Regions from separate parts of the Homo sapiens genome. Here all the other regions are linked to region 1. A link is a loop called in an ENCODE intact Hi-C map of the cell type or tissue named here. Cell type or tissue: mammary epithelial cell. All regions are shown on one strand. Links, peaks and the distances in the headings refer to the core of each region. The heading gives the core; the rest is flanking DNA. Region 1 has its middle 82 kb from the start of LINC02957. Region 2 holds the start of LINC02937 (long intergenic non-protein coding RNA 2937). Region 3 has its middle 12 kb from the start of LINC02957.

What was found. A loop is a pair of places that touch in the nucleus more often than their neighbours do. Peaks named below come from ENCODE experiments on the same cell type or tissue, not always from the same donor. Only the 100,000 strongest peaks of a DNase experiment are listed, where the experiment ranks them.
Region 2: it touches region 1 in a loop (5-fold over the local background); 3 of 110 quality-filtered maps call a loop at or near these places.
Region 3: it touches region 1 in a loop (5-fold over the local background); 8 of 110 quality-filtered maps call a loop at or near these places.

What each region holds. Positions count from the first base shown.
Region 1 is chr9:90,911,910-90,918,204 of GRCh38, reverse strand. No RefSeq gene overlaps it. Among named protein-coding and RNA genes, the nearest start is that of LINC02957, 82 kb to the left of the region's middle. RefSeq lists a silencer at 3,046-3,195. In mammary epithelial cell, for the core only: CTCF peaks have their summits at 2,331 and 3,121 (motif pointing left); DNase peaks (open chromatin) are centred at 1,634 and 3,114.
Region 2 is chr9:91,162,063-91,168,357 of GRCh38, reverse strand. LINC02937 (long intergenic non-protein coding RNA 2937) reads left to right here and starts at 5,078. Exons shown (of 6, transcript NR_184105.1): 1 at 5,078-5,353. All of the region lies in intron 2 of LINC00484 (long intergenic non-protein coding RNA 484), which reads right to left. RefSeq lists enhancers at 3,377-3,671, 5,069-5,118. In mammary epithelial cell, for the core only: no CTCF peak of the experiment used is centred there; a DNase peak (open chromatin) is centred at 3,487; H3K27ac peaks cover 576 bases.
Region 3 is chr9:90,982,186-90,988,480 of GRCh38, reverse strand. No RefSeq gene overlaps it. Among named protein-coding and RNA genes, the nearest start is that of LINC02957, 12 kb to the left of the region's middle. In mammary epithelial cell, for the core only: a CTCF peak has its summit at 3,076; DNase peaks (open chromatin) are centred at 720, 2,660 and 3,040; H3K27ac peaks cover 1,300 bases.

The DNA.
Region 1 (6,295 bases), core at 722-5,721:
TCTACATCATGACAAAACTGAAAGTTAAAGGTAAAAGCAGTAATTATCTGCAAAACAGCTAATTTTTGTTTCGCTGAATTTGTTTAATTTTGCAGCTGTTCTGGGGATCTCATGATTCATAAGGAGCCCTACAGATCTAGAAGGTTGTGTGTCTTCTGCTCTAGAATCAGAACCAATAGGACATATATAGATATGTGAGACATTATAGGAATTGGCTCATATGTTTATGGAGGTGGAGAAGTCCCATGATCTGCCATCTGCAGGTTGGAGACCCAGGAAGGCTGGTGGTGTAACTCAGTCTTAGTCCAAAGGCCTGATAACCGGACGAGCTGATGGTGTGAGTCCCAGTTAGAATCCAAAGGCTCTAGAACCAGAAGCACCAGTGTCCGAGGGCAGAAGATGGATATATCAGCTCAAGCAGAGAGAGCGGATTTGCCCTTCTTCTGCCCTTTGGCTCTATCCAGGCCCTCAGCAGATTGGATGGTGCCTACCCACATTGGTGAGAGTGGATCTTCTTAGTCTACTGATGGAAATGCTCATCTCTTCACAAAATGCCCTAACAGACACACACAGAAACAACGTTTTACCAGCTATCTGGGCATTCCTTAGCCCAGGCAAGTTGACACATAAAATTAACCATCATAAGTCCACTTCTTGTCAACTTAACACCAAAAGGCATCTTCTTAAACTATGCTAATCTTCAAATAAAGACAATACCAATGTCATGCTATCTGCCTATCTTGCATACAACCCAAAACTCACTAATCCCTTCCCCACAAGAGAAGGCAAGGGCCTTCGGTGATGTTTACTCTTCTCCTTGATATCTCATAATTTAAATACTATAATGTAAGATTGACAATACTTAAGTATTCATATAAAGTCAATGTATTGTGTGTTACAGGATAAGGGAATAAGAGAGGAAAGAAAAAAAGATATTTGCTTACTTTGCATACACACAAATGTATTCTTAACAAAACAGGGAGAAAGTACTCATAACAGTTACAGTCCTGGTTTCTGTAACTGGTCACATGGCCACAGTAAGTATCTATAACCACTTTATTCCACCGACGCATTCTGTATTCCCTTTGCCTTCAGCAAGCCCCTCAGGTGGTTATGAGTTTTTACCTGGTGCAGTGACCCAAACCTTCATTCCTGAATTTTCCATTGAGCTTAATCACAAGGCATAGTAATACTAAGAGACGCCCTAAGGAATTTCCTATGTTCTAGACATACTCTTCCTTACTTCCATTGTGGAGCAGCAATCCAATTTCCCTTTGATAGTCAAGATCAATCACCCCAGCCAGCAATATCATTCTCTTCTTGGCCTGTTGACTCAGAGACACGAAGAGCCCACAATGGCTGGATGACAGTCTTCATTTCCAGTTGGAAGTTGTGGAAGTTGTAGAAATTATGGAATCATTGTTGCATCTCCTGGTGGAAGCATTCTTCCCTCTGGAGCTAAGACATTTAGGCTAGCAGGGCATAAAGTTGTGGGAACAGGAAGCAAAAATGTTGCCAGTGGCTCACTAGGGGTGATGGTGAGTGGTGTATCTCCCATTTCCACTGCCTGATTCCCGGACCAGTGAGTCGTGGCTATGGGACAAACAACACCATCGATTGGAGGCTGATTCAGAGTGTATAGTTTATGTCCCAGAGTCATCTCCCTGGGCATGGATGGGAACTTCCCAGAAGAACTATGGGGAGCTGGTTATTTGACATATTGAGCAACATGTTTGGCTTCACAGTAATGTGCCCAGGTAAGTCCCTTACCTCTGTTTGGTGCTGTCCATAGGCCGCCTTGTCAGTTAGCTGAAAGGCAGTGAGAATACATGCGTAGGAATACATAGCTTCTCTGTAATCCCAGCACTTTGGGAGGCCGAGCGGGGGCGGATCACGAGGTCAGGATTTCAAGACCAGCCTGGCCAATGTGATGAAACCCCGTCTCTACCAAAAATATAAAAAATTAGTTGGATGTGATGGCATGCACCTGTAATCCTAGCTATTCAGGAGACTGAGCAGGAGAATTGCTTGAACCCAGGAGGCGGAGGTTGCAGTGAGCTTAGATCGCACTACTGCACTCTAGCCTGGGCAACAGAGTGAGACCCAGTCTCAAAAAAAAAAAAAAAAGAAAAAGAAAAAAAAGAAATACATAGCTTCTTACCACCCAGGAAGGACCGCCAGTCACTCCTTTTGACATTCCTCAAAATTTCTTTTGGATGTGTCAAGAAAGTGGCTCACCTTTGGCTTTGCTTCACGTCTGGAAATCAAGAAAAGCTGTGAGCCAGCCCTGAAGTGGGATCTACTCAAGACTGCCGATGGCGCCCCCCCTGGGAAGGTGCTAGAAGGCTAGGCCGGGACTACAGTGGAGCTCAGAGCAGGTGGTGACGGGATCCCTGCTCTCAGTCCATTGCAGATTTTTGAAAATTAACTGTCCTCACCTGGAAAGCAGAGGCTGGATTAGATCTGAGATTCTTTTGTCACCTCTTTGGACCCTACATTCTGTAAGGTAGGGTCCCTCCACACCATATTGATTCAGCAGTACATAAATTCATTACTTTGTTTTCACATCTCCCTTAATCAAAGCCTGGACTAGCAAGCTCCAGGTGGGGAACCTGAGCACTCCTGTCATCCGGAATGCCTCCGGGAAAAGTGTGACGAGTCCTTCAGTTCCCAACAGCCCAAGGACTCCAGGCTGGAGGCTAGCAGGCCTGGGCGAAGGCTCCCTTCTAGCTAAAGCACGCTACATCCCACCTTCGGAGACCAAAGACTCCAAAATGACTGCATTTCAATGTCAAACTAACAGAACAAGTCCACACCAAGCTGACCTTTAGCAAGTGGAGTTAGAGAAACTCATTCCAATCCCCTCTGCTGGACAACACTGTGATCTCAAAGATTAGATATGGGTTCTCTGAATAGAGCAGTCATTTGCCAGTCACTTATTTTGAATATAAATCACTTAATACATTATTTCTGTACCTGTTGAAACGCGATTCCAATTGTGCATGCAGTTGGTGTCTCTTCCACTTTCATAAAAATAGGCATAACCTAGGAGGTAGGTAGCCTGTCCCTTTCCTGCCAGGTGGATGGCTGGGACCAGCTCATGCCCAGGTGTTGGCTGCCATCTAGTGGGCACTTGAGAAGTAGCCCTGAGCTGCTGTGCAGTCCAACTCTCAGTTGTCTGCCCCAAGTGGGCCGTCCCCGTGCGGAGAGGCACCCTGCAAGCTGCCTCCTTCCTGCCCTGGAGAGCAGCACTCTGGCCAGGCCTTCCCACCCCATGTCAGGGACATGGCTCCATGGCCAACCCCCACTTCTTGTCCTTTCCCTTCTTTTTCCTTCCCTCTGTCCTTCTGGTAATGTTTGCCTTTTAAAATTGGCAAGCCAATTTAATTCCCAAACCAAGGAAATTAACCCCCCGAAGTGAGAGAGAGTGCAGCAGCAGTGGGCAGTATTTGCCACTACTGCTTACTTGAGGAACTACCCTGAGGATGGCCATTCTTTATGTAAACCCCAGCCCTGGGGGGTCTACACGGTGAAACCCCAGAGCTCAGGGTCCCTTGTCTTACCTTGGGGCTTCAGGAATAAGCACTCATCAGGGATTGAGATTCACATCCTGGGCCCAGGAGCTCTGGATGGGAGGCTGCCTTGGGTCACGTCAGTCGCCGCTCATTATAACACGGTACTTGGGGCTGGGCACTGGGCTGGAACACAGTGGCTTTGGAGGGGCCCACAGCGTGGGCCACGTGGTGCTTCCCTGACTTAGCAGTGAGCCAGCAGCCATGCCCACATCCAACAGACCCAGAGTCCATGCTGCAGTTGTTGCTGGATGCCTGTGACCTGGGCTGGTGGCCAGAGGGACGGCACTGGAGCGGGAGACGTGGTGCCACGCCGGGCTTCCCTCAGCTTCAGGCTCTGGTCAGACTTCAGGGACAGCATCTCCTTTGCTCCTCCCCACGGCACCAGGCAACATGGGTGGAGTGGGACTTAGCGATGCAGCTCCGTCCATGGGGCTTGTGTGGTGGGGGCAGCTCTGGGATTATAGCTGCCCACCTTGGGGTACCCTGGCCTTGCAGGGTTAGAGGACAGAGCCAGAACATGCCAGCTGGACCTGGCCTGATCTTTCTACCAGTCTGTCTGGACAAACCTACACAGACAGGTCTGACCCCCAGGGAGCGGAAGCTGGTTGGGACATGGCCCTGGGCAGATATGACCCTCATTCTGTCACTGTTTTTTGAGCAGGGACTTTGGGAAACACCCACCTGTGCCTTTCACCTGCCCATTCCCCAGGAACGGTCTCACGTTGGGCGTCGGGTGTTGTTTTCACAGGGACCACCAGGTTTTTCAGCAGACAGCAGGGCAGTCTCAGAGCCCAGCATTGCCCTCCTGGCCTCCCCGGGTCCCAGCACAGCTCCATGCCTCCATGTGGGCAGCTTCATGGGTCCTGTCCCTGAAAAGCCCATGGAGTCTGCATGGGGTGGGGCAGTTCCCGAGCATGGAGGGGGAGGAATCTGGCTTCTAAGAGAGATCCCCCACCCCCATCCAGGTGACTTCTGGGCACCTGTCCCAGCCACCGAGGAGAGTGGTTATGAGGGGACATCTAGGATGTTATACAGCTGCTAAGAGATGAAAGTCAGGTGACTCGGAAGATCCTGATTCTCTGGCTGACGATGGGCACCCTGGGGCCCATGCAGGCTTGAAGTTGGGGCTGGGGGAGAAAACAGGGGCTTGGTCTGCTCTGGAGGGAAGTGGCATGGTGTCCTGCCAGACTGGCTGGTTTGAAAGTCGTCAGGAAAGACCCACAATAAGACACATTTATTGATGCTAATTAGCCATGGCTGAGATTGGCTGAATCAGAGTCTCTGAATTCAGACATCCTCACAGGCCAGTGTTTCTCAGCCCCAACACCACTAGGCAGAGGTAAACAATGGCAGAGGGATAGGACACTTCGAGTACAATGTTTGCACCTGGAATTCTCCCACCTGCCTTGCAGTGACCTGGTCATCTCGACAGGCCAGAGATGAGCAAGTCTTGGCTACACACGTGGGTGATGCTCCCCACGCCCTGCAGGCAGGGACCAGGCAGCTGGGGTCACCCAGGAGAGAGTGGCAGGGCGGGTGGCCCAGGCCCCTGGCTCTGAGATCATGCCCTCCTGAGCTCCATTGCTAAGGTGGCTCTGCTGAGCTGCTACTACCAGGACTGAGGTGTCGGGACAGTGAGTTCTGGCTGGGTCCTCTCCCAACACCCCCCACTTCCACACCGCTGTACACAGAGCCAGGGGCTGCACTGCCCTCCCCTCCTACCTGTGTGTGACTCTGACCCTGCAGGCTTGGGTGTCTGTAGTGGCAGACAGTTGTTTCTTCTCCTCTCTTGGGCCTCAGCGGACCCCAAGTGGTGGAGAGAGCAGGAGGGCATGGGGCTGGGTGCTCTTGTGGACTGATGGCGGTGTCCTGGGGACAGTTAGGCAGCTGCTATCATTTTCAGTGAGGATATGTGCCCTCTAACCCAGCAACAGTCAACGCCCAACTGCAACGCACAGCACACAGCACAAAATGGGTGAGCGTCCAGCTCCCCCCACAGAGCTGGAAGCAGCTTGTGGCAGCTGGTCCTGGGAAGCTGGCTCTGGGAGGCAGTGGAGATCAGGGGTTCATCCAGGACAGCCCCTGGCGTCCATGCCTGCCACAGCAGAAGTGAACAGAAGCTTTGGATACCCTCACAGGGGCTCTGGAGCTAATGTGATCCAGCAGAGTTGCCCCAGGTGGCCCAAGATGTGCACAGCTGTACACACCTGCACAGCCCCATCTCCAGCAGAAGCACCCCCATCAACCCCGGCCTCTGGCAGGAGGTCCAGCCTATGACGTAATGCTACAAGGTGGTTTAACATCTCACCAGAAGAATTCAGGGCCCTAATGAGCAGACCCCCCCTCAGGCTCTGGGAGAACCCAGGAACGTTTTCGGCTCAGTCCTGAGTGCTCCTCCCAGTGGCCCTGCCTCATGGCTATGGGAGGGTTATTGTACAGCTAAAAGCACTCAGGCTGGGGGCCCTCTTCTGCCTCTTCCTAGGATGTATGATCACATGAATATATATTTGGTGCTTGTGACCTGGGCTGGTGGCCAGAGGGACGGCGCTGGAGCGGGAGACGTGGTGCCACGCTGGGCTCCCCTCAGCTTCAGGCTCTGGTCAGACTTCTTCTGGTGAGATGTTAAACCAACTTGCAGCATCACGTCATAGGCTGGACCTCCTGCCAGAGGCCAGGGTTGACAGGGGTGCTTCTGCTGGAGGTGGGGCTCTATATATTTG
Region 2 (6,295 bases), core at 466-5,465, 250 kb before region 1:
CAAGGTGTGTCCCTTGTGGGTGATGAAGGTGTGTTGCCTCCTGATTGTGACCTTGGTTTGTGACCTGAGTGTGCACATAGTCAAACTCACTGGACTGGAAGCTTGAAGTGGACACAATTTACTGGACAGAAATCATACCCTCAATAAAGTTTCTAAAACGCTGCCTTGCCTCTGGTTGGGGGTAATTATAGACTGGGATGGATAGCAAGGAAATCTGGGGAAGCTGAGTGGTGCTCACGTGAACGTATACATGAGCAGATTCAGTGAGTGGCACACTTCAGATCAGTCATTTCACCCACTGTGCTACTATGCGTGTACATTTCAAACCTCAATTAATAGAAACTGTATACAACTCACTGTTTTAGGCTGAGAATAATTCCTAGAAATTTTACAAAACGATTTACTCTTTTTTTTTTTGAGACGGAGTCTCGCTCTGTTGCCCAGGCTGGAGTGCAGTGGCGTGATCTCCGCTCACTGCAAGCTCCACCTCCCGGGTTCACGCCATTCTCCTGCCTCAGCCTCCCGAGTAGCTGGGACTACAGGCACCCACCACCATGCCTGGCTAATTTTTTTTAGTATTTTTAGTAGAGACGGGGTTTCACCGTGTTAGCCACGGCGGTCTTGATCTCCTGACCTCGTGATCCACCCGCCTCGGCCTCCCAAAGTGCTGGGATTACAGGCGTGAGCCACCGCTCCCAGCCAAAAAGGTTTACACTTTTGGTAAAGTAAAAACTCATTTTCTTTTGAATTAGAGTTTTATGCATCAAATTTGCTCTAAATGGCACAAAACAATTAATAAGGGAAGGAGAGGAAATCCACATCTCTTCATGTTCTCACTGGGTGCATCAGGGAATGTTGGCATTAAGCCCCTTCTAGCTTTGCAGGTAAACTTTTCCCTCTAGGAAATTGGTGTGAGAGATGCCCTCCAGGAAACTGGCATGAGAGAAAGAAAATAATGCTAAATATAAACAGTTCGTTTTCTAAGAAACATCACCTGTTTGTTTATGAAATTTTGCCTTGGAGGTGCAAAATACTAAATAATTGAAGTTGCTGCCGCGATGAAGTGTTTTCAGTGAACATAAAATAAATGTTTCTAAAGGTTTTTGTTTGTTTGTTGTTATTTTGCTTGACCCAGTGTGTTCTAGGAATCTCCCGGCCGAGCCCGGGCAGTCTAATGATAGAGACACCTGGGCCACCCCAGGCATTCTAATGGGAGAGACTCCCGGCTGACCCCAAGCATTCTAAAGAATGCAAATTAGACTTGGCTTTTAGTTCAGTTTGCTAAATCGAGGCCTTACTTTTTGTTGGCCTCTCTCCATAAATCCTGTTGAGTGAGAAACTGATCTCAGGTTCTTTTCTGATTATGTCATTGAAGATCACCCACTTTAGTTGTGTAATGGTTGTTGCATTCTTATCGGGCAGTTTTTGCCTAAGGCACCCATTTCCCACTTATGGAGGGCAGAAATCTAAGGTGGCCCTGGAACCAGAACCAAGCCCCCTGGCGTTATTCGCATGATTATGTTATCTTGTATGGCAAAAGACTCTTTCAGATATAATTAAGGTCACTAATTGTCTGATCTAAAAATTGGAAGATTATCTGGGGTGGGGCCTAATATGAGTTCTTATTTATTTATTTATTTATTTTTGAGACAGAGTCTCGCTCTATCGCCCAGGCTGGGCAATGGGGCAATCTCGGCTCACTGCAACCTCTGCCTCCAGGTTGAAGCTATTCTCCTGCCTCAGCTTCCTGAGTAGTTGGGATTACAGGCACCTGCCACTGTGCCTGGCTAATTTTTGTATTTTTTAGTAGAGACGGGGTTTCATCATGTTGGCCGGGCTGGTCTCAAAGTGCTGACCTCAGGTGATCCGCCTGCCTCTGCCTCCCAAAGTGCTGGGATTACAGGTGTGAGCCACGGCACCCGGCCAAGTTCTTTAAAAGCAGAGTTTTCTCTGGCTGGTAACAGAGCCGGAGTTAGATTTGACACCAGGGTGGAGTCTCTGTTGCTGGCTTTGAGATGGAGGAGGCCCTGGGAGGTCCCTGTTACCGAGAGCAACCCCTGGCTGACAGCCAGCAAGAAAATGAGGATTTCAGGGGACTGCAAGGAAGTGAATTTGCCCAACAACCAGATTAAACTTGGAGGTAGATTTTTTTCCCCAAACCTCCAGATAGGAGACCTTGACATTGGCCTTGTGAGACTCCAAGCAGAAAACCCCATTAAACCCGCCTGGACTTCTGACCTGCAGAATTATGAGACCATAAATGGGTGTTGTTTTAAGCTATTAAGTCTGTTATACAGTAATAGGAATTTATTATTTGTTACACAGTTATAGAAAATGAATATACAGGTGGGTGGGGTGGGGGGGTATAGCTCACACCTGTAATCCCAGCACTTTGAAAGCCTGAGGTGGGCGAATCACTTGAGCCCAGGAGTTTGAGACCAGCCTGGGCAACATGGCAAGACCTCATCTCTACTAAAAGTACAAAAAATTAGCTGGATGTGGTGGTGCATGCCTGTAGTCCCAGCTACTCGGGAGGCTGAGGTGGGAGGATCACCTGAGCCCGAAAACTCGAGGCTGCAGTGAGCAGTGACCATGCCACTGCACTCCAGCCTGGGTGACAGAGTGAGACCCTGTCTCAAAAAAGGAAAAAAGAAAGAAAGAAAAAAAAATTAATATATAGCTCTGATAATACAATCTCAGTAATAAACCATTTGATTTATTTCCAATGTTATTGCTGTTTCCTGGAACAATGAGTGTGGTTCGATTTTATTTTTATTTTTTAGTTGTGGACAAGGTCTCCATTGTCTAAGCCACTGTGAGAATTCAGGTAAATCATGGCCCATCCTGGGACAGTTCCTCCACATTCTTGCTACTCAAAGTGTGCTTCATGGACTAGTGGCTTCAGCCTCACCCAGGAACGTGTTAGAAACACAGAATCGTGTCACCGCCCCAGACCTCCTGATGCAGAATCTTCATTTTAGTAAGCGACCCACTGCCCCCGCGCCCCCTGATGATTTGGGTGCTCATTAAAGTTTGAGAAGCACTGTTGGAGCTTGCCCTGAAGTTGTAGTGCGCTCTTACGGATTTCAAACCAAAAAGCATTACCTCTGTGAAGCCAGTCTGGAGCCTGGCTAGACCTTCTCCACCACCTCGGGGGCTTCTTATGTTCCAGAGTCTAACACTCTGGCCAGATACCAGGGACCTTTCACCCTCAGAACCTGTGCTCACATGTGGCAGTGAGCAGTGCCTGCACCTCAAGGCACCGCATCTTCCCAGCTACAGTGGGCCTGGCTGCTCCAGCTGCGCCCAACATGTGTTAGTAGGGGAATTAAATACCCCTCTCACTCCCAGTTTTGTGTATTTAAAAAATCCTCGGAAGAGAGTGGTATATGAGGTTTGAGGCTTATCAGCAGCTGCAGCAGCACAGGCCACGTCGTAGCTGTGAGTCATAGACAAGCATGCACACTGTGGCTGCCTGAGGCCTCTGAGCTGCCTTCCTCAGTCCTTCCCTCTGCAGGGCTTGGGCGTGGCGAGGCGGCTTCTTCAGCAAGTGCTGCGGTCAGCGTAGCGGGATTCAGAGTGCAGCTTGTCTGAGTGTCCTCTGCTTCAAGTTCACCTCGGCTGTCATCCCCCAGCAGACCACACATGCCCAGGGGAATGACCCTTTCTTACCACTGCGTCTTCAGACTGGGGTTGCTTTCTCTCCATCTCACCTTCTCCTGTACCACCTGAGGTACTAAATCTTCCAGGAAACCTTCCTTGAATGTCTTCTGACATCCCAGTGAGGGGCTCCTGATATTCACTTCCATAGTGCTTTGGTCACCTACTGCAGCATAAAACCACTCCAAATTGAATTGCTTTGCTCACAATTGCACAGGCCAGGGATTTGGGCAGGGCTTGGCTAGGCGCTTTTCACAAGGTGGGTCTCCTTTGTGGATGCTGTTTGATGCTGTCCTCTGAAGCCTCCACTGGAGGCTGGAGCTGCCTGTCCAAGCTGGTGGCCTGACACTGCTGCGGGGAGGCACAGGTGGCACTTTGATGAAAGCACCTACACGTAGCCTGTCTCTGTGGCTGGGGCTCTCTCACGGCGTGGTGCCTGGGCTCTGAGAGAGGGGGTCCTGAGAGCAAGTGCTCCAGGAGACACAGCCGAAGCCACGGAGCTCGCTGTGGCCTGGTCTGGAACTTTCACACACCACAAATGCTGCATTTCTGTTGGGTCAAATGTGTCACATAAGTCTGCACAGACTCGGAAGGAGGAGACTTACAGCACCATGCTGTGGCAGGGACAGCAAAGACTGTGTGGCCACGCTTCCTCTATCATGCGTGGCCAGGGTCTTCCCCACCACGACTCCTCCCCTAGGCTGTGCCATCTCACAGGGCTGCCTCCAAGCACATGCCTTCCCCAGCACCACACTCAGTGCTGGCCCTGTGAACACATCTGTGGGACTGATGGAGTAGAAACCTGCTTCAGCAAAAGTCGGGGAGTGGCAAACCTGGGAATGTAGAGAAGCACTCTGTGTGCAACACGTATTTCTTACGTACGCAATGATGGCTGAAGTCCATGCGGAGTTTATCACTACTGGTCAGTTTCAGAGTGTAGGTCAGAACCCGTGAGCCTTCCTTGCCAGAACAGTTTGGAGTGTCACACGAGGACTTCAGCCTGGACACCAGAACCAGGTGGGCAGTGGGGCCCATCACGTGCCACTGTAGTGTGAAGGGACAGGGTCTGCCTGCTGGTCTGCCCAGGGAGAAGATACTCCTAGCTCTTCAGGCTCCTACTCAATCCCCTGACAGCACCCCTTAGCGAAAAGGCACCACCCTCGGCGTCAAGCGCATCTCTGAATGAGGGTCATGGTGAGCTTGTGTTAGGAAAATAGCTCTCTTGCCAATACGCAGGCAAAGTAAGCTTCTGCAATTCTCAAAGTCCCGAGTTTGCAGAATTTTATTTACAGCAAAATGTTGGTTTACCCACAAACATCCTGCTTGGCTAAATATATCTCCTGCTCCTAGAACAGGACCTGTGGTTTTCAAGCATGGGTTTTGGCCTCCCTTCAGCATGCTGGCATGCATGTGCCCTGCTCTTTCTCCTGTGATCATCGGCATGATAGGAGGCGAGTGAGGAACTCAGTGTCTTCTGACACAGGCATCTCACAACACCAGTGCAGCCGGACCGTTGTCTGGTAGGTCTCTGTGCACCCAGGAGGACCTGGGCCTGCGAGAAGTCTGGGGCCCACTGCTGGGTATGCTCGTTTCTTGAGCATCCGAGTCACCTTTACAGTCTGCGATGATTGACGAGGTCAAACAGGACTCACTTGCATTGCCGGGTCTCTGTGGCGACAGGGAGGACTTGGAGGTAGGTGTTCAGGTCAGAAGGGACAGTCCTGACTTCCTCCACCGCTGTCTGCAGAAGCAGAGGCTGAAGCCACAGGCTGCGGGGGTGGGGAGCATGCTCCAGGAAGTGGCTCTCGGTGCTCCTGTCCACAGCCTCTGCAAGGAGAGGCACAGGCCCAGGCAAAGAACACAGTATGGCAAGTGAGGAGAAGGGGAAAAAATCAAATTACACGCTGTTTCTCCTTTGATAGTAGGAAGGCAGGAGGGAAGGGAGCTATGTAGACACAGGAGACGCTCCCAGTTCTGCTGGAGCTTAGGCTGGCCCTGGAGCTAAGCTTTAGCAATCTCCAAGGGAAAAGGATTGTTTAACAGAAAAATGGGGCCGAGGAAATACTGGACTTCAAATGAGAAGAAACTTTTTCAGAATCTTCGTGGCCTTGGGGCTGGTTGTCCTTCCCAGAACCATACTTTGTGGCAGTGGGGAAGTCATCTCTGATCTGAATCCTCCCCGGCCAGGATGTCAAATGGTCATTTACAGAGAATTAGTAACTGACAGGGAGAGGAGAGAACACCCTTCTTTGCCTGTGAGTGATGGCTGAGTCACACGCAGTGTGCGGTGATGGGCAACCATTATTTTTTGTTTGCTGAAATAATTTCATGGTGCAGATTGGTAGGGAGAGTTCATTTTTGAGAAAAGTCAGTTTCCTGTATTTGAGCAAAGAAACCACAAATCATTCTTTAACATTAGTAAATTTCTGTAAAGCACGAGTTGTCCTAAGTGAGGTGCGAGTGACACGAATCTTTTCCTCAGGCACAGAACTGTCATTCCTGCACTCTTGCGAGCCAAGGGTTAAATATTCAGGAATGTTCTGCCACCTGTTCTCAGGCAGCAATTTGAGCCTGGGAGGCCGCCCAGACAAGGACATGACAGCCCCCTCATGCCCCTTGCAGTTCTGAATGCCTC
Region 3 (6,295 bases), core at 528-5,527, 70 kb before region 1:
ACTGGAACCTGTTTTAGTTATCTATTGCTGAGTCATAGGAACCTCAACAAGCCAGTAATGGCTTAAAACTCATGATTTTGTGTGTCTGAAATATTTCAGGGGCTTGTCTGGGGTGGTTCTTCTCTGCTCTGCCTGGCTAGGACTGTCACTTGATGCTGCTCCTTGCTTTTCCCTCTCCACGTGACATCCTCATCCTTCAGGGCCTGTCAGTGGAACCTGGACTACTCACAGGTTGGTGGTCTTCAGATCGCCATACCTCTTTCATGGCGCTTGGCTTTCACAAAGCAGGAAGTGAAAGTTCCCAGACCTGTTAAGGACAACCACGAGTGGAACAGCATTCTCTCTGCTGTGTTCTATTGGACAAAGTGGTCAAAGGGTCTGACCGTCACATTGCAGGAGAATCTGTGGATTGGGAACATATTGTTGGTGTCATCTTTGGAAAATACAGGCCACTGTAGTGTTCCTTGAGAAATGTTATTTCTTCAGTCGCAGGGATATACTCCCGTTCTGAGAGTTAGGAAATAATGGAAATAAACTGAAGAGTAACAATTCAGACACACGTTGATGAGAACAGAGCATTTTCTTCCTGGGTTTCCCATTATATAAACACACAGAGGATCAGGTCATTATGGAGAGTGTGGGCCTACCAACCAGAAGGGTTTTATACCTCTTCTTAACTGCAACAGCTAGTTAGTCATTGCCTGCCAACTACCTCGTATCTGATCTTCCATCAGTTCTGGAGAGTTGCTGGAAATGTTCCCAAGCAACTGTGGTGCTGTTTCTGCAGGTAGAGGAGGGAAGAAAACAAGTAATGACCATTGAATTTTCCCTTTATTTTATATACTTATCACTATCATGCCATGGTTATTCATGCCACCCACAGCAAGTCCACACACATGTAAGGGAGAAGATTTTATGACATTCCTGCAGCCCTCATCACAGGGGGCTTGTCCTGTCCAGTATCTTCATCCTTTTGCATATAAGGACTGCTAACTGGATGAAATAGGCCCTGTTAAACCAGAGATAATTATTCATTTGAGAAAGACTATCATGTCTTCAAGTTATGCCAACATATGCATCAGATGCCAGCAGTTGCGTGATATATTATACTTGGTTCAGATTCAATCTAGATACTCTACATTTATTTCCTTATTTCCTGCCAGGAGACAAGGACTAGTATGATTTTCTGTCATGAGCTTCAGGGGAAGTTTCCATATTAAATGTTGTTATCATTTATATTAATTATTAACATATTAGTACATAATATATCATAGTAATATATTAAAAATATTGGTATATATTATTTTGAAATTACCATTTGAAATTATTTTGAAATGTGCATTAAATTGATGGTTATATGGAGCCAAGGTTCCTTATGCTTTTCTACATTAGTAGGAAGTTTTGGAACCAAATTTTTGGACCTCCTGGGTGTATAACATAGATTATCTCTCACTGTGCTCTGTGATCTTGTGGAGGTTGATGGCCTAAGAAAGAAACAGGATTGGGCTAACAGAAAATACCCTGCTGGAATAGGAAGATGGGGAGCTCACAGGGATGTCCCAGACCTCAGTACTTCTGCATAACAAACACCCAGACTCAGAGGCTTAAAATACAAACAATCATTCATTTTGATTGCGAATCTGCTTCACAGGTCACCCAACCTGTTACTGTCATCTTCTAGAATAATGTGGCATATTCAGGCTTTTTCAGAACCAATTAAAGTTGTCCTGAGGGGTTCAGTAAACATATAGCAGTAGGCTAAAAAGTATTAATCAAGACTGTGCCATGAGAACATCAGGCCAGCGGTTATCATGTAACTTGGATTTCCACACTCGTATTCAGCTTAAAATTATTCATTCAATTTTCCTTTAAGGGCACCTATATTTTAAGGGCCGTGGCTTCTCCTTTCTGGTCTGATAAAATAATAAAATGGTCACCATATTTTAATCTGGGTGCTTCGATGGACCTAGCGGAGGAACCTCCCCATTCCCAGCAGCATTATGATGTGGTATGTGTGAAGCCAAAGGCTGCAGGGGATGCCTGGAGACACGTGTGTGTGTGTGTGTGTGAGTGTGTGTGTGAGATTGTGTGTGTCTGTGGCTCTGCCCAGTGTAATTATTAGCTTGGAAATTACTCTAATCTGGTGAGTGCCAATGCAGTCATTCAATAATAAGTCAGAGAATATTTGGACAGGTTGAGGAGGAAGTTGACTCTGATGTCAAAAAGAGTGTCAAGGAATAGGAAGCCCACAGAGAAAGATGAATGTAGAGAAAAATATTTTTTCAAGCACAAAACAATGAATGATGTAGGAAATACATAAGATTTGTGCTGGGTTAAACGGGTGCAAGAAATAAGAAAGCATATGTTCAGGACCAGACACAAATTATAGGCAACACTGCTTCCCTTCTAGCTTCTACTTTTATATTCCCAATACGGCTTGATAAAAATGAGTTTCTCTTAACAAAGTTAAAGAAAAATTGAATTGTTGATTCCCATTGTGTTTTCCCCATGGCAGTTTAAAATAGATCATCTTCTACTTCCTTTTGTAACTGAAGAAGAAACACAGCTGGATTTGGGACTTGTAAGGGCAGGTTCTGACAGTCAGGACAGTGAGTGGATGAGATGAGATAATTGTTTTCTACACATTCAGACAGAAACCATGTGCCTGTGAATCCACCGTGAAAAAGCCGAGAAGGGAAATCATTTGCTCAACTTAAGTGTGAGACATCTCCCAAGATAAGGTGTTTCCAGTCCCAGAACCCACAGGAACATATAAGTCCCTCTGGAAGAACTGTCACATGGCCAGACCAGAGCAGGCATCATGTAGATTTTTCCAGAATAGCACGCTTAAGGAAAAATCAGTGCTCTTACCTATTAGGGAGGAGAGCTAATAGCAGCAAGGGTTAGTGTGTGCATCGACAGGCCACGTAAATCTGGGCTATGTGTTGGACCACATACATCTTCGTAGTAGAAGATCTTGCCCTATTTGTCCAGTATGTATGACTATCTAGAGAAAGGTTCAGATCTCCGGGGACGGCAGGGAAAGGAACCCTCTGCTGGACCCACAGCTCCTCCTACTGTGAGGTCTAGAGCAGGGCTGCTTGGCCTCACACTGGTAGGTGTGGAGCACGTACGAGCTCTACATCCTCACTCTCCATTCCTCTCTACACTCACATGGCTCCCACATCCGCTGACAAGAACCATCCTTCCAGATGAAACCCCATGTTCTTTTTTTTTTTTTTTTGAGATGGTGTCTCGCTCTGTCACCCAGCCTGGAGTACAGTCGCATGATCTCAGCTCACTGCAATCTCTGCCTCCCGGGTTGAAGTGATTCTCCTCCCTCAGCTTCCCAAGTAGCTGGGATTACAGGCATGCACCACCATGCCTGGCTAAGTTTTGTATTTTTAGTAGAAACGGGGTTTCACCATGTTGCCCTGGCTCGTCTGGAACTCCTGACCTCAGGTGACCCGCTGGCCTCGGCCTCCCAAAGTGCTGGGATTACAGGCGTGAGCCACCGTGCCTGGCCCCCCCATGCTGTTTCTAAAAGGAGGTGTAGCAGTAGTGTTTTCTCTCTTTCTTGATCTTGGATGATTCATTGGCACCCCTTAATGATTGGAACCCAAGGAAGTTCTCTGAGAGCCATTTACTAGACACCAGTATAAATTTTAAACTCAGGAAGGAATTGGCACTTCCAGTTGTATTCAATGTATTCATTGTTGATGCAGGACAGCTATAAATAAATGAGATTCTGGAATTCCTATGAAAATGGGATCTCTAAGAAAGATTCCTAACAACTGGCTTTGGAGACGAGTAAGTGTGTATTTTCACCTTTAAGTCCATGAGCTGCAGGGAGCCACTTCATGGGAGGATTTTGATGACATTTTACTTTGTGCATGCTCATTTTAACTGTATGACATTAAAACAGCAATTACACATATCAAAAGAGAGAACGGATAGCACTGGGGACCAAAAGGCTCACTTTCCCACAAATAGTCCCTTCTTCTGGATTTCATGGGTACCCATTAGTACCAGAATTTCCTGGGTTTGGCTATGGAAAGTTTCAAGTATATATTACATATATATTATAAGATGAGGACAACTTGAAGCCACTACCTGTCGTCAGTGTGTAAGGAGGGAGGTAGTTTTTCTTGGGAGGGTGGAGGTGGGAGGTAGCCCAGGGAAAGGCATGAAGGGCAACAGGCTGGGAGGAGGGAGGAAGTGCAGTCAGCCTTGGAACCTTAGACAGACTGAGTGCTGCATCTGGGCACAGGCGGTCAGCCTGCACTGACTCCTGAAGGCAAAGCAAGGGAGGGGAGAAGCATGTGGCTAAACAGAGAAGGGGAGGATTCTAGCCAGAACACACTGTTTGCTTTTATAAATGCCAGGGGTGGTGCATTGGTAAGCACCCTGCACAGAAGAATGGGGTGGGAGGGCTGGAGGAATACCTGGTCCAGTCCATCCAGGAGTCCTCCCATACCTGCATTCCCTGCCCATGATGCGATTTGATGCTCAGCCTACATCAAATAACACTATGTGCTGAATGGGAAATGAGAGGAAAATACGAGGAGGCCTTATTATTCTTCACAATTTTGCCTATGTCCAATTCCATTCAGCATGATTGCTTTTGGTGCCCAGAGAAGCTGAGTTTCTATCAAAAACATGTATATATAGGTGAGTGTATCTGTGTGTTTGTACATGTATGTATATGTGTGTGTATACATGTATATATAAGTATATGAAGATGGTGGTGTTCCTGCTGGCATCCTATGGCCAACTTGACTTCAGAGTACCCAGGGGAAGGCCTGGCTGGCCGGATGCCCTTGCAGATGTCAGCTCCAGTGTGGACATGGTGCAATGACAGCCAGGGGTGTGGGAGCATCCTGAATGTGTCCCGTGGGAGGGCAGGGCCTCTGAAAGGGTCCTACTCAGGATATGTCTCCTGAAAGCCACCAGGGGGTGGAGAGAGAAGTAGGAGCCCAACAATGGCTCCATCCCTGCTCTGCTTTTGGCGGTTGTATAACATCCCTGAGTCCCAGATTATTTGTCTATCAAAAGGACAAATGAGGTGGCTCATGCCTGTAATCCCATCACTTTGGGAGGCCAAGGTGGGCAGATCATTTGAGGCCAGGAGTTCGAGACCAGCCTGGCCAACATGGTGAAACCCCATCTCTACTAAAAATACAGAAATTAGCCAGGTGTGGTGGTGCATACCTGTAATCCCAGCTACTCAGGAGGCTGAGGCAGAAGAATCTCTTGAACTTGGGAGGTGGAGGTTTCAGTGAGCCAAGATCACACCACTGCACTCCAGCCTGGGCAGCAGAGTAAGACTCCATCTAAAAAAAAAAAGAGATAACAATATCCCCTTTGCAGAATGGTGATGGGCATCAGACATGACATATGTAACATGTCCCATGCACGGAAGGGTGCTCCATGACTGCAAACCTGGATGATGATGACAACGACGATGGAGATGACTAAGACTGTATTTAAAAATGGTATGAATAATTTTAAATTATTAAATTAAAGAGTCATAAGAAAGATAAATCATGGGCCTTCCTCAACTTTCCCCTACTCTTGAAAAATGAAAAAACAAAGGAGCCACAGACAAGCAATACAGTCTCATTGTAAAGATCCAAGCCACAGACCAGGAAACAGAATAAAAATTCACTTTTTGGAAATGGTTCTGGCTATGAAGCCTTCAAGTATTTTCTTCTGCCTTAATAAACCTGTACATGTGCATATACTTGGATCATTTTTTACATGTATTAGATCACATAGTACATAATGTTTTATACTTATCTTTTTAAAAATATAGCTTGGAGATTGTTTTCCATGTTAGTCTGTAGCCTCTTCCTTATTATTTTAAAGAGCTGAATAATATTGGATCATATGAGTATATCATATTTTACGTAACCATTTTCTTCTTGATGAACATTTGAGTTATTTTCAAGTTTTCAATACCACAATGTTTGTGTTTCAGTATTTTTGTAGATATACAAAGCTAGAAGTATCAGTGGGTCACTGATATGCATATTGACAGTGCAGGCTTTACTTTTCTATACTCCTGCAGACAAAATATATGACAGTGCTTCAAACTCTTGCCGACAGTGTTTATTTTCAACTTTAAAAACTTTCTTTGTTGGCCGGGTGTGGTTGGCTCACGCCTGCAATCCCAACACTTTGGTAGGCCAAGGCAGGTGGATCACATGAGGTCAGGGGTTCAAGATCAGCCTGGCCAACGTGGTGAAACCCCAATTCTACTAAAAATACAAAAATTAGCCAGATGTGGTGGTGC